2 separate regions of the Homo sapiens genome follow, and region 2 is linked to region 1. The links are chromatin contacts, found by Hi-C in ENCODE. All regions are on one chromosome and are shown on one strand. Each heading gives the region's core, a stretch centred on a gene start or an enhancer-like site at or near the end of the contact. The rest is flanking DNA. Distances are from core to core; before and after follow the strand shown. Region 1 overlaps SMPD4 (sphingomyelin phosphodiesterase 4). Region 2 holds the start of MZT2A (mitotic spindle organizing protein 2A).

Region 1 (6,997 bases), core at 1-2,500:
CCAGAGGGCGCAGGAGAGACATGCACAGCCCTGTGAGGTTTGGCTCTTGCTGGCCCTCCAGAAGCCAGGGTGGGCTTTTCCCAGCCCAGGGGGCAGAGTACTCCCTGGTCAGGTAAGGGTAGGAACCTGCCCTGCACCAGACAGGTGGGACAGGGCAGGGCTTTCCTGAGGGCTGGCTTTGGAAACTCAAACAGAAAGAACAATGTGGCCCTCCAAGACCCCCTCCTTGCCAAGGCCTCTGTGATAACACTTGCTCTCCTCCTTTATCTGCCCCAAAGGACCTCCCACCTCAAGGCACACAGAGGACACAGGCACACGTGTGACGGGGCCAACACTCACAGCTCTGAACGATGCGTCCAGGGGCCAGTGGCCAAAGCAATGCTGCAAGAAGAGGTAGAGTTTCTGCTGGACGAACCTCGGGACAGCAGCCCTGCAGGGGATGGGGAGGGTCACCTGCTGCTTGCCCAGTAAGGAGGCCCTGCTCACAGATGACCCCAGGGCTCCCATCAGTGAGGGTTGGCTCCGCCGGGGGAGAGCACTGGGCACCTCCGGGAGGTTCAGCCCCATTCTTCAGAGGAAGAAATCAAGGTTCAGAGAGGTTAGGGAACATCCCAAGGACACACAGCACGCAGGCGGCCGAGTCAGCACAACTCCTGCACACACCTCACCCTCCGTCCCATACAAACAGCCCACTCTGCTGGCCCTGGTGGGCCTGGCAGTCAGGGCCACCCCAACTCTTCTGACAGGGTTGAAGAATATGAGATGCAAGAGATGGCAGCACAATGGGGCCTCTCTGGCCAGTCTGGAGAGAGAGGCTCTGGGAGCCAACTGGGCGGGGTGAGAGGACACCTGCCTAGGCCTGGAGAGGCCTCACGTGCTCTGTGAACAGAAAGGGACTCCCCTCACCCTGCCCTCCATGCCCTGGGGAGAGGTCGCTGTGGGCGACACCTTAGGAGGGGAAAGTGGGGGAGACGGCAGTGGTGGGAAGCCGCAAGGGCCACCCACCGTTTGAACTCCTCCAGGGGGCTGGTGGCGTGGGAGTGGGCGGAGGGTGAGGCCTGCTCTGGCTTCAGGCTGTTGGCAAAGGCGTGCAGGTGCTTCAGCAGCAGGCGCACCACCAACACATGCTCCTCAGTAGGCGTGAACGACTCCTGGGTGGAGAAGGAGGGGTGAGGGCCTGGGAAGGAGCGTGGCACCCATAGCACTCCGCCTCCAGGTCTGACCACATCCCGCCCTGAGCCAGTTGCTCTGCTGCCCCCACGGGAGGCATGAGCCAGGCCAGGAGTGGGGCCACCCCATGGGGCACCACTGTGCCTGGCACCCAGATGTGCCTTGCACTGCTTGGTCTGAACTGTGACCAGCTTGTGGTATGGAAGTGCTTGGCCCAGCGCCCACACAGCCCTGGGGAGGCCTCACTAAGACAGACACATCTGCAGAGGGCCTCCCAGCCCTGCTTCTGCACGGCTGCAAATCCGCAGCGGGTGGCACAGGCTGTGCCCTTGGGCGCTGGTGCCTGTCTTGATCCCCAGGGCAGGAGAAAGCCAGCATCACCCACAAGCTCTGGATCCAGGGTCTCCCACCTGCCTCCCAAGTGTGTGCAGAAAGCACATGGAACCCAGGTGTGGTGCCTCAGACCTGTAATTCCAGCACTTTGGGAGGCCAAGGTGGAAAGATCGCTAAGAAGAAGTTCGAGATTAGCCTAGACAACATAGGGACACCCTGTCTCTACAAAAAATTTTTAAAAGTTAGCTGGGTGTGGTGGTGCACACCTATAGTCCTAATGACTCAGGAGGCTAGGGTGGGAGGATCACTTCAGCCCAGGAGTTTGAGGCTGCAGTGAGCTAGGATCGTGCCACTGCACTCCAGCGTGGGTGAGAGTAAGACCTGGTTCAAAAATAAGAACCCCATGGCTTCACTTTCCTCCCCAATTCCTCCCACCTGCTCCTCATCCTGGACACAGCCAGATGAGAACTCGGCCCAGTAGAAGCCCCGGGCGTCACTTCCTCTGTTGCCCAGGGACCTGTGGTCAGGAAAACCCCAAGACAAAAGCACAGTCAAGCATATTAGGCCAAACTTTTTTTTTTTTTCTTGAGACAACGTCTCCCTCTGTCGCCCAGGCTGGAGCACAGTGGCGCAATCTCGGCTCACTGCAACCTCCGCCTCCAGGTTCAAGCAATTCTCCTGACTCAGCCTCCTGAGTAGCTGGGACGACAAGTGTGTGCCACCATGCCCAGCTAATTTTTATTTTTCATAGAGATGGGGTTTCACCATGTTGGCCTGACCTCAGGTCTCCCAAAGAGAGGGAATACAGGCGTGAGCCACTGTGTCCAGCCTAGGCCAAACTTTTGATTTGTAACATACAAGCAGGATCCTGGAGATCTAGCCGGAGAGGAAAGCCTTTTTGGTGGCCATGGGCTTCCTCTGGTTGTTTAGCATTGGGAGGGCAGGTGGGCGCATCGAGAGTAGACGAGGGCAGGGAAGTAGGGGTGCTGAGGGCAGGACCCTGAGTCTGAGTGGACATGCTCGCCTCTCCACACTTGTCCCCTAGCCCTTTGGGCCGTAACACATCTGTGCTGCTGAGGCTGGTGCAGGGCCCAGCCTCCAGGTATATCCTGGTATGCTGTAGACCCCGCACGGGCCACTGCCCATATCGCTACCCACTCAAGTCTCCCCGTCAGGAAACTGTCCCCACAGGTCCAAGTGACACACCCCAGAGATAAGTGGCTGAGTCTGAAGATGGAGCTATGGGGTGGGAGGCATTTTCTTTTTTTTGAGACAGGGTCTCACTCTGTCACCCGCGCTGTAGTGTCGTGGTCTCGGCTCACTGCAGCCTCTGCCTCCAGGGCTTAAGGGATCCTCCCATCTCAGCCTCCCGGGTAGCTGGGAACACAGGCGCACACACCACCACACCAGGCTAATTTTTGTATTTGTAGAGACAGGGGTTTCGCCATGTTGCCCAGGCTGGTCTCAAACTCCTGAGCTCAGGCAATCCGCCTGCCTCAACCTCCCAAAGTGCTGGGATTACAAGCATGAGCCATCGTGGCTGGCTATTTTTCTCTATCTGTATTGTTAAGTCTTTGGGCAATGAATTTGCATTGTTTTGGAAGAAAGGGCCAGGTGCGGTGGCTCACGCCTATAATCCCAACACTTTGGGAGGCCAAGGCAGGCAGATCACTTGAGGTCAGGAGTTTGAGACCAGCCTGGCCAATATGGTGAAACTACATCTCTACTAAAAATACAAAAATTAGCCGGGTGGGTGGCACATGCCTGTAATCCCAGCTACTCAAGAGGCTGAGGCAGAAGAATCACTTCAATCTGGGAGGTGGAGATTGCAGTGAGCCGAGACCATGTCAATGCATTCCAGCCTGGGCAACGGAGTGAGACTCCATCTCAAAAAAAAAAAAAAAAAGACAGAAGGAGAAAAGTATGAGACATAATACCTGTACCTATACTGCCCAACTAGAAGGGCACCAGTGGGGTGGGAAGTTAGACCAGGGTCTTTCTCCTCCTCCAGTCTCAGCCCAGGCCCTCCCTCCAATCCTGGCCTGGGATCCTGAGCCGTAACATCCTTCCTGCAGCTAAGGGGAGGGGAAGACCTCCACATGTGAACTGGAAAACTGCTTTCCCCTGCTGGTGCACTTGACCCACCTCACCTGGTCCTTCCGAAGGGTCTGGAGGGCCCACTGTCCGCCCCTGCCGCCGGCAGTCACATGGAACCCTCTCAGGCTATTTTCCCATAGGTTTGCTGAGCCAAACTTCTCCCTCAGCTCTGCACCCCTCCTGGGCCATGTTCCCACATGGAGTCCCTGGCCACAGTCACCTGCTTGCTTCTTAAGGATGTGTCCCCAAAGCCGCACATTTCCCACTGGGCTGAGACTCACAGCACCTCAGCTCACCCCACCTGGGTCTCGCTGGTCACCCTCCCACCATGGGGTTTGCCAGATGCTTTCTGGACCACTGTCCTCCCTCCCTGGCGCAAGCCCTCAGGTCCCTCCTCTCCTCTGCAGTGGCTCCTGCGGAATGAGGTGCCCCTGTGTGCTGTGGCCACCATCCCAGCCCACCAGCGCTAAGGAGCCAACACATTTTCTCATCTTATGCTCAAATTCCTGTTCAATCATGTGTGCTCTTTCCCAGGTGAATGGGACAGATCACTGGCTGTGAGCACAGCCCGTCTCCCCCGGCTCTCACAGATTCCTCTGTCATCCCTGAAGTCCCCTACAGGTCTGAACTCTGCTTCACTGACCTCAAATCCATCCACACACTTGTCATTTCTGCCTAGGCAGCTGCAACCTCTATGAGGTCACCACCCACTCTAATCTGCCTCTGGAGGTGTGTATGAGCGGCCAGGGCTCCCCAGGTGAAGGCCGGGTCCTGGCTGGGCTGTCAAGGACTGACAGCTTCTGTGGGCTATAGGGTCAAGCCCCAGGTCCTTCCCACCCCCTGCCTCACACGCAAGCTCTGGGTCACAGCACCTCCAGGCTGGGTGACAGTTCTGAACAAGGCAGAACCCACACCACCCGTAAGTCCCAGGCCTCTGCGTCTTCAGCTCCTTCCTAAGCGCCAGACCCTGCAGAGTGCAGTGAACCCAGCCACTGCTGAGGCCTGAGGACTCCAGCTCTTCAAACCAGGGCCAAGCACGAGGCCTCCAACACTGGAGAGCTTGTGACACCTCCACTGGCCTGGAGCCTGGACAGCCAGGGCCACATGCCCACATGCCTCGTTCTGCCACAAAGCCACCACCCCCACCCCCAACCAAACTAGTCTACAAAGCCAGGGGCCAAGCCAGGCTGGAGGCTGACCCCTGCCTCCCCCCGACACAGGGGCTTCGTTCTGCTTGGAACTAGCCTCTGAGTCACCAGCGGCCGGCCCCGGCGGCCCCTTGCTTTGCCAGGCATGGACATGCACTCTGGGCAGGAGGAAGGGAACGAATGAGCCAGTACTTGGTAGGCGTGGAGGGCCTGGAGGCTGGGTTGGGCGGGGCTGTAGAGGGCGCTGGAGACACTGAGTCGGTAGTGCAGAACCTCCAGCTGAGATAAGAAACAGAGAGATGCCGGAAGAGGCCGAAGAGCAGAGGACAAGAGAATGGGGTGGGGAAGGGGAGAGATAGGACCAGACACGGGAGGGGGAAGCGGAGAGAGAAAGAAAGCAATGAGAACGAGCCCAGGAGTGAGGAGAAAAAAACAAAAACAAAGCACGGTCAGTGACAATCCAAACAATTGCAGTCCCAGCAGCCGCGGGCCAGCGCAGCACCCCCCTCCACAACCAGGCCAGGGCTGTGGCCACACTCTCCTCGCTTTGAAGGCCCGGGCAGAGGGGCCTCCAGGTCACCTGGGTGGCCCCTCAGTATTGCTGGGGCCTAAAGGCCTCTCTAGCTCCTTGGAAGGGCCCAACTCACTGCCCTTCAAGACGGGACCCACTCTCCCCAGTGACTGAGGTCACACTATGTGTGGCAAATGCAAACCAGAGCCCTCCAAGAGCCCAGGGCCCTCACTGGGACATGCTGCCAGCCACCAAGACCTCAAGATCCTGAGGCTCAGAAAAGAAACCAGCGGAGCATGTTCCAGGAGGAGCACTCTGCCCAGAAAACACATGTGGAATTGACTGGATTTCCCTGGGTTGTCTTAAGAAATTTACCAAATTGGTATAAGACATGATTGATTCCTATGTGTCTAAAACTCAAATCAATGTCCCCTCCATGACTGGCTCTCTGAGAACTGAGGGCGAGGACAGGTCCCCAAGGGTAGCACAGAGACGAGGAGCACAGGCTCAGGCCACCAGGCCCTGCCCTCCACCCTCATAGTCTGGACGTCAGCTAAGGTGGTGTGCACATCAGCTCTGACTCCTGGAGGCAGCCTCTCCTACCGCACCAGAAACTCCCACCCTCCAGATACAGTGGGTTCCCAAGGGCGGGAGCCCCTGAGGATCTGGCCACAGCCACACACACCCAGAGGCAGCAGGAACCTGAGGCTGAGCTGGCTCCTAGCCAGGACCCTCCGACCTGCTGCCCTGCAGCACCACGGCCTGCCGAAGCACCCCTTCAGCCCAGTGCAGCCACAGCCGGCCTGGTGCACATCCTGCCCCGCCAGCAGCATGCCTCCTGCCCAAGCAGCACACCCACTGGGCTCCACACAGGAGAAATCAGAACACACGCCAGTCGCCATGACACGCAGAGCAGGGAGTGAAGGAGCAGGGCAGGGAGGTGTTGCCCTCCACAGCCTTCCTCTGTGCCAGACCTGGGGCTCAGGGAGGAATCAGACACATAGTTCCCCAGTGTGGCTCTGCCCTTGCTTGCAGGAACACAGTGGCCTACAGCGCCATGGCCATCCTTACTGCCCACAGGGCCACTGGGGAGCAAGCATGCATCCTGGACTCAAGCAGGGTGAGGAGGATGACCCCAGGAGCCTCACTTCCTGCATCTGAAAATAAGGGCTAGTGGGGACGGGCAGGGATTTCTGCATGGCAGTACGTGTAGCACAGGCCTGGACAAGCGGCAAGAAGCCTTGGGAGACACAGACCTCCACAGCTGCCTTTCTCTGACTCCCACCCACCAAGTTTTCTTGCGTTTTGTGTTTTGCCTGAACTGGAAGAGGCGAAGAGTGGAGCATCTCTGGGTACTTGGTCCGGCCACTGCAAGGTATTCTGAGCAGGGTCCACCCACCCCAAGGTCTGGCCAAGAGGAAGCAAATGTGGGGAAGAAGGGAACTGCACCTCCTGCCCTCCACAGGGACAGCCCCCTGCCCTTCCTCTGGCCCGTGAGGACACAGAATCCTCACAGGTGACAGCCTCAAAGAGCCTTTCTGGCTGACTCTTGAAAGTAGGTGTGCTTCCACTCCCTCAGAAGGCAGAAGGAGCAACAGGAACACAATGCGGTGCAGTGGCCTCTGCCCCTGCCAGGCCACGCCACGCCACGCCACATGCACGAGTGCTGAGTGTCCCAGAGCCCCACGGGAGGAGCAGGCTCAGGGAATAACCAGGCCCCCAGGCACCGGCCAGGAAC
Region 2 (6,997 bases), core at 3,347-5,846, 1.3 Mb after region 1:
CTCTCACCCAGGCTGGAGTGCAGTGGTGCAGTCACAGCTCACTGCAACCTCAACCTCCCAGGCTCAAGCAATCCTCCAACCTCAGCCTCCCAAGTAGTTGGAACTACAGATGTGTGCCACCATGCCCTGCTAATTTTTGTATGTTTTGTAGAGATTGGGTCTCCCTGTGTTGCCCTGGCTAGTCCTGAACTGCTGAGCTCAAGAGATCCAGCAGCCTCGGCCTCCCAAGGTGTGGTGGGTTTTTTGCATTCCCTTTTGTACCGGTCCTTTGGCATCTGCTGCGCATACCACACGCAGTGCAATGACCACGCCAGCCATGTGTGGCTCGAAGTTCCTGTATCAGGCAGCACAGCTCAGGTGAGACTCACGGCTTCCACACTCCAAACGTCATCTTACACGCATGCTCTGGACAACTTTTAAAACGTATAGTTTCCCTAAACTTAAATATAACGCTTGACTGAATTTATTTTTCCCTCAATGACTCCAGACTCTCACCAAGACAAGCATCGACCCTCTGTGCTTCTGGGGTTTTCTATTTCCCCTTCCCTGTGGGTATGAGTGAATCTGGTGGTGGTTGTTCCCACAGGCCGTCTGCATGGCTGGGGGACAGGCATCCAGAGGACCCAGGGTGCCTGCTGCAGCTCACAGAGGCAAGCTCGAGAGGGCCTGGCCCATAGCCTGGAGAACTCAACACCCGAGTCCTGTGGGAAACCTATGGCCTCCATGCCCCTCCCCCCGGATTACTCCGACAACCCCCCTGCCATATGGGGTGACAGAATCCTCCACCCCAGATTCTGCCATTACCAGGGCAGCTGGAGCTCTGTGTGGTCAGAAGCTGTAATATGTGGGCCTCAGAGAGCTCTCAGCATTCCATCTGTGGCCTCTGCCTCTCACTCAGCAGCACACGTCTGCCCCATTCCCCTCCACCTCCTCCTCAGGTTCCACTCTATCCCCATGGGGCCTCGGTGCCCTCATGTCGTGGCTTTCTGCCACCCAGCCTACAGGACCTGGGCTATGCTTCCAGGACACAGCCCTCGAGAAACAAATGACCCTGAGGGGCCCAGCACTCCAGGCCACTCCTGTCCTCGGGTAAATTCTCTTGGAGCCCCCATTCGCTCACATGGCACCCCCTAATCCTCCTGGCCCCTCTATGCCTGCATTTCCAGTGCCACAACCCCCACATACATCTTGACTGTGCCCCCCCACCTGCCTCCTCCTGCCCTGGGCCTACCAGCACCTGGACAGCGCTCTGCCTCTCCCATGCCCTCCCACTGCCCCAGCTCACACGTGTGGGGCTCTGCTGACCCTTCCTGCTCCACCCTGTGTAACCCTTGCTGCTCTCTGGGCTCTGAAGCCTCCTCCCAACTCCATTGCTAGTGGTTTTTCTTTTCCTTTCTTTTCTTTTTTTTTTTTTGAGACAGGGTCTTGCTCTGTTGCCCAGGCTGGAGTCCAGTCACAAGCTCTTGGCTCACTGCAACATCCCCCTCAGGCTCAGGCAATCCTCCCACCTCAGCCTCCCAAGTAGCTGGGAATACAGATGGGCGCCACCACCACGCCCACCTGGCTAGTTTTTTTTTTTTTTGAGATGGAGTCTCGCTCTGTCACCCAGGCTGGAGTGCAGTGGCGCAATCTTGGCTCACTGTAAGCTCCACCTCCCAGGTTCACGCCATTCTCCTGCCTCAGCCTCCCAAGTAGCTGGGACTAAAGGCACCTGCCACCATGCCTGGCTAATTTTTTTTTTGTATTTTTAGTAGAGATGGGGTTTCACCGTGTTAGCCAGGATGGTCTCGATCTCCTGAGCTCGAGATCCGCCCGCCTCAGCCTCCCAAAGTGCTGGGATTACAGGCGTGAGCCACCGCGCCGGGCCCTGCCTGGCTAGTTTTTGTATTTTTTGTAGAGATGGGGTCTTGCTATGTTGCCCAGGCTGATCTTGAACTCCTGAGCTCAAGGAATCCACCTGCCTTGACTTCCCGAAGTGCTGGGATTACAGGTGTGAGCCAGCACACTGGTCTCACTGGTGGTTTTCCTCACTGCCTCTCACTGGACTGAGTGTGATCATCTCACTTCCCTGCCACGCCCTCTGCCCTGAGAGCTAGGCCTGGCACCCAGAGCCCTGAGTGAGTGCTAAGTGAGCAGCAACATCTCCTGGAGTGACAAGAACTCTGTTCCCAGTTTCTCCCTCCTGCTGGACACTTGCCCCTCAATTGCTCATCTCAGCCTGCAGTCCATACACCCCTACTCCAGGCCTGTCCTTCAGGCCCTCTCCACCCTCTCTTGGGCCTGAGCTCTGGGTGGCAGTGAGGTGGCCGCTGTCAGGAGGCTCATGCAGGAGGCGCGACCAAAGACCCCTGGGCTCTCACAGGCCCCTGATCACACCTGGTGACACCTGGAAAGTGTCCCAACTCAGGAGTGAGGCGGGCAAGGGGGCTGAGTGCTGGAGTGTGGCCATGGGACCAGCACATGGCATCTGTGTGGCACTGCCTGGCAGACTCTGGGAAGGTGGGAGTCTCTGTTTCAGCCTCCAGACTTCCTGTCCAGGTAGGGGACAACTTCTAAGAGGCCGAGGCGTTTGTCACGCCTGGGGCTGTGCTCTCCAGCAGAGCACACTGCACCCGGCTGGCTGTCTTCCCCTGGAGAGGGGCTCTTTACACTCACCACTAGTTCGCCTCTGGGGTGTGGGGATGTTGGTCCTGTCCCCGGATGCCAGCCCGACTGTGGGGTCTAGAGACTGCCACACCATGTCTCTAATAAACCGAGTCAGAAATAGTGCCCTGTGGCTAAGCGGCAGGGCAGCGGTGGCCTGCATGATCCTGCCCTTGCAGCTCAAAGCTGCTTGGGCCTCTTGGGGCCATGCAGTTTCCATGAAAACAAGGAAGAGCACCAACCCCCAGAGATAAGCCAATAAACGCAACCTGCAAAAGGAGAGAACAGGCAGCAAGAGAGGCGGAGGGAACCCGGGGGGCCTGGAGAGAGAGGTGAGTGTGTGGCAGCTGGGCTGTGGAGCATAACCAGAGAGGCCGCAGGCTGCGGGCTGGAGGAAAACGAGGGCCTTGCAGGGGGGCTACTGTTCCTGGCAGAGAGAAAGGAGGCCTCTGGAGGTCAGAGAGAGACACAAAGAGAGCAGACAGAGCGAGGGTCAGTGAAGAGGCCAGCACGCAGGTGCCCGGGCCCTCTTGGGTCAGCGGGCGTGGGTGCCCAGGCCCTGGCACTTCCCCCATGAAGGCAGCCTGCTTTCCACGCCTTCTCATGATGCCTGTGAGGGTCTCCTCCTGCTTCCAGGCAGGGAGCCAGCTCTGGGCCTCCTTCCATTGGCCTGGGAGGTTGTGCTGCATTTCAGAGAGAGCCATCGGGAGCAGAAGCAACATGCGGAGAGGATGAGCAGGGACGGAGGCTCCACCATGACACTCTCAGTCCCAGCATCTCCTCAGCCCAGTCACCACACTGGAGAGGGAGGAGGCCCTTCAGACCCCGCAGGCCTCTGCACCCTGGGAGTTCCGCGTCTAACTCTCTTCCTGCAATCATCAGAGGCAGGAACTGGGCCCAGGTGGGGTAAAGGCAGGAAGACGTCTGCCTGCCCTGCTCCCTGGGCACTTCCCTGGATGCTGTATACCACAGGACAGAGATCGAGACTGTCTTTTGAAAAACATTTAGAGACAGGATCTCACCCTGTCACCCAGACTGGTCTCAAACTCATGGCCTCAAAGGATCCTCCCGCCGTGGGGTCCCAAAGATTATAGGCGTGAGCCACGGCGCCCAGCCCCAAACCGTCTTGATTCCCGACTTTGTAGGATGAAGGCCTGAGTGAAGAGGTGGGGAGGAGCTAAGCGGAGGAGCCCTACCCAGCCTGGACCACCCTGGGGCACGCACTCTGCGTCCACCTGACCTGGACGTGCCTCCTAAGGCTGGCAGCGAAGCCCAGGAGCAGAGCCCACGGATGGGCCCTGCAGGTGCTGGGCCTAGACCGACCGACAGACAGGCCTGGCCACTCAGGGCCACGCCGCCGCTGTGCCGCGCCTGCCCCCTCCCCGCCCGCCACCCCCGCCACTGGGGCAGGGACAGCGGGCCCAGCTCTGACCTCGGGTCTCGGGCACGCTCGACGTGGGCAGAGACACGGCCGCAGGGTCCTGGGGCTCGCTCGCTAGCCTCTGCCCGGCACACATGGACTTGAGCATCTGGAAGACGGCGAGGGGGGCCACGTTCAGCTTCAGCAGGTCCACCAGGATCCTGGCGGGGACAGACGCGGGGCCGGTGAGCCCTCTCCGCCCGGCGCGGCCACCTCCCTGAAGACCGGACAAGGACGGGGGCGGGGGCAGCGGGGGCTCCTCCCGACCAGCGGGCCGGGCGTACCCGGAGAGCAGAGGTCGGGGGTGTCTGGCGAGCATGCGGCCCCCACCCGCCCCGCTCACTTGAACACGTCGGGGTCGATACCGCCGCCCGCCGCCTGAGCCAGCTCGTACAGCTCCATCTCCTCGGTGCTCAGCACCTTCTTGCGCCGCAGCGCCAGCTTCTGCCGGGCCGCCTCCAGCCCCGGGGGCGCCGCCGACCCCGGCCCAGGCCCTACGCCCTGCGCCGCCATCCGCGAGGCCCGCCGAAAGGTGCGCCCCGCCCCGCCGCGCCCCCTAGCGGATGCGCCCACCGCCCTCTCCCTGCAGCGCCAGCGTCTGGCCTCCCGGGCTGCCCTGGCGGGAGCGGCGGGAGCGCGGGGACGGGGCCGCCTCCTCGGCGTCATTGGAGCCCAACAGTTAGTGGGCGCTCACGGTGTGCTGAGCGGCGCGCTAGGCGTCGGGAGTGGCATGGCGGACTGCAGGGGCCAGCTGCTTGGCGGTCAGGGCGTCCCTGATAGACTTGCATTGGTCGTGCTCGCTTAGGTGGCAGCACCCAGCCCAGTGCCAGGCATACATTGGGCGCTCAGTCAATACCTGTTTCAAGAAAGCGTGCAATTTTCTGGTCCGCACCGGTGCACCACTAGGGGTCGCTCTTCGGGGGGGGTGGGGGGCACTAATCAACAACCCTGCTTACGCGCACGCGCATTCCTTGCTAGGGAGAAAGTGCGTGAGCCCTACCTTGGGGCGCCAGAGGCCGCCACAACGCAGGCGCATTCAGCTAAGGACCACTCCCTCCCCCCGCACTCCTGCCTCGCCATTTCCCCTCCCTGGCCGGCCGGCCGGCCTTCTTCGCTTTGCGCACGTACCTTTTGAGGTAACGGCCCAAAGAGGTAGAAGCGCTTTTCCCGCCCGGCCGCGGGGCGTGGCTCTGCGCGCAGCTTGATGACGACGTTTTGGCGCGGTGGCGGAATGGCGGCTTCCACCTCTGAAGCGGGCGACGCTATGGGTCCCACAGGTGAGTGGCGCGGGACGCGCGCGTGAGACGGTCCGACGCCCTGGGGGCTTCCGCGAGCCCCTGCGGAGGCCATCTCCGTTCCTCCGCGAGCCCCAGGACTCGGGCGGCCCGGCGGCTCTGCCCAGGCCGGGCAGGCTGGGGAGTGGAGGGCCCCGGCTGAGTCTTCCTGCCACTCCTCTGGGCCATGCCTTTGTGCCACCTTCCCGCGCCGCTCGTACACTCTGTTCTGGTCCGGTAGGTGTTCGTTGAAGGTTACCCGTCGTTGAAGGAATTGAGGGAAGGAGAGCTTTGTGTTGAAATTGAGCCTTGGGCTCAACAGGCGGTGTGGGAGGAAGAGCCGGGTGTGGGTCCCAGCTCGACCCTTCCCCTGTGCGCTCCACATCTCCGAGCCTTGGTTTCGGAGGCTCCCGAAGCCCAATTCGCAGGAGAGTTGGAAACAAGTGGGCGCGTGCTGTTAAGGGAGGTCTTGGCATGACAGAATTTGCTTGGAATGATTAGCGTTGCCCAAGGGCTGTCGCTGTCAGAAAAACAAAACAAAACGAAACAAAAAAAACAAACGGGTCCGAAGCAGCTCCTGGAGAAAATAGGTGTTGGAGAGTCGCGACGAAGTGGACTCTAGGTGCATGGCACGCAGAGACCTGTGACGGGGGAGGGTGGCCATGGCAGGGTCAGAGAACAGGGGTGTGGGAGACACCTCTTGGGAGTTCTCGGGTTTGAATTTCCTCTCTTGGAAAGTTCCTAGAAATTCCTCTGGGCCTCATTCTTTCAGTCGCTGCCCATGAAAGCTTTTACTGAGCAGAGATGCTCTCCCCTTCATCATCTCTAGAGCTCCGCACTTATCCAGCAGTCCACAGTTTAATGCTGCTTTGATCATTTTGCAGTAGTGCAGTGTTTTCTTGACCAAGTGCATTAGGACTGAGGCGTTTTTCTTTAACACTGCAATTGATAGCTAGGTTAAGAATTGAGGCCGGGCGCGGTGGCTCACGCCTGTAATCCCAGCACTTTGGGAGGCCCAGGCGGGTGGATCACGAGGTCACGAGTTCAAGACCAGCTTGGCCAAGATGGTGAAACCTCGTCTCTAGTAGAAAATACAAAAATTAGCCGGGCGTGGTAGCGGGCGCGTGTAATCCCAGCCACTTGGGAGGCTGAGGCAGAGAATTGCTTGCACCCGGGAGGCGGAGGTTGCAGTGAGCTGAGATGGCGCCACTGCACTCCAGCCTGTGCGACAGAGCGCAGAGCGAGACTCCGTCTCAAAAAAAAAAAAGGAAAAGAGAAAGCTGGCCGGGCGCGGTGGCTCACGCCTGTAATCCCAGCACTTTGGGAGGCTGAGGCGGGCTTATCACGAAGTCAGGATATCTAGACCATCCTGGCTAACATGTGAAACCCACTCTACTAAGTAAATACAAAAGACAATTAGCCGGGCGTGGTGGCCGGCGCCTGTAGTCCCAGCTACTCGGGAGGCTGAGGCAGGAGAATGGCGTGAACCCAAGCGGAGCTTGCAGTGAGCCAAGATAGCACCACTGGACTCCAGCCTGGGCGACAGAGTGAGACTCCGTCTCAAAAAAAAAAAAAAAAAAAATTGAAAAAACTTGGGAGATGTTCCTATTGCCAAGTGGCAGAGAGGCAGAGATTCCTGTCTCCTCTCACTCTACAACTG

What was found. A loop is a pair of places that touch in the nucleus more often than their neighbours do. Pooled maps may share reads with other maps.
Region 2: a loop to region 1 is called in a pooled map, with 2.6 times the contacts of the local background. The contact joins the promoter of MZT2A here to the enhancer-like site in region 1. A Hi-C loop is called at or near these places in 3 of 168 maps with a recorded cell type or tissue (GM18951, HAP-1 and colonic mucosa) and 7 of 50 pooled maps.

What each region holds. Positions count from the first base shown.
Region 1 is chr2:130,156,246-130,163,242 of GRCh38, forward strand. It overlaps SMPD4 (sphingomyelin phosphodiesterase 4), which reads right to left. Exons shown (of 20, transcript NM_017951.5): 11 at 4,941-5,027; 12 at 1,006-1,151; 13 at 340-430. Among named protein-coding and RNA genes, the nearest start is that of CCDC74B, 15 kb to the left of the region's middle. RefSeq lists enhancers at 1,969-2,068, 4,139-4,768. Within about 2 kb of position 1,251, at least 6 of the 41 ENCODE cell types and tissues checked have a DNase peak (open chromatin) inside an H3K27ac peak, as active enhancers do.
Region 2 is chr2:131,487,801-131,494,797 of GRCh38, forward strand. MZT2A (mitotic spindle organizing protein 2A) reads right to left here and starts at 4,597. Exons shown (of 3, transcript NM_001085365.2): 1 at 4,407-4,597; 2 at 4,076-4,224. The coding sequence starts at 4,576. MIR4784 (microRNA 4784) reads right to left here and starts at 3,436; the gene lies at 3,360-3,436. It also overlaps the pseudogene SMPD4BP. RefSeq lists enhancers at 3,928-4,721, 4,722-5,515 and silencers at 4,318-4,827, 5,348-5,537.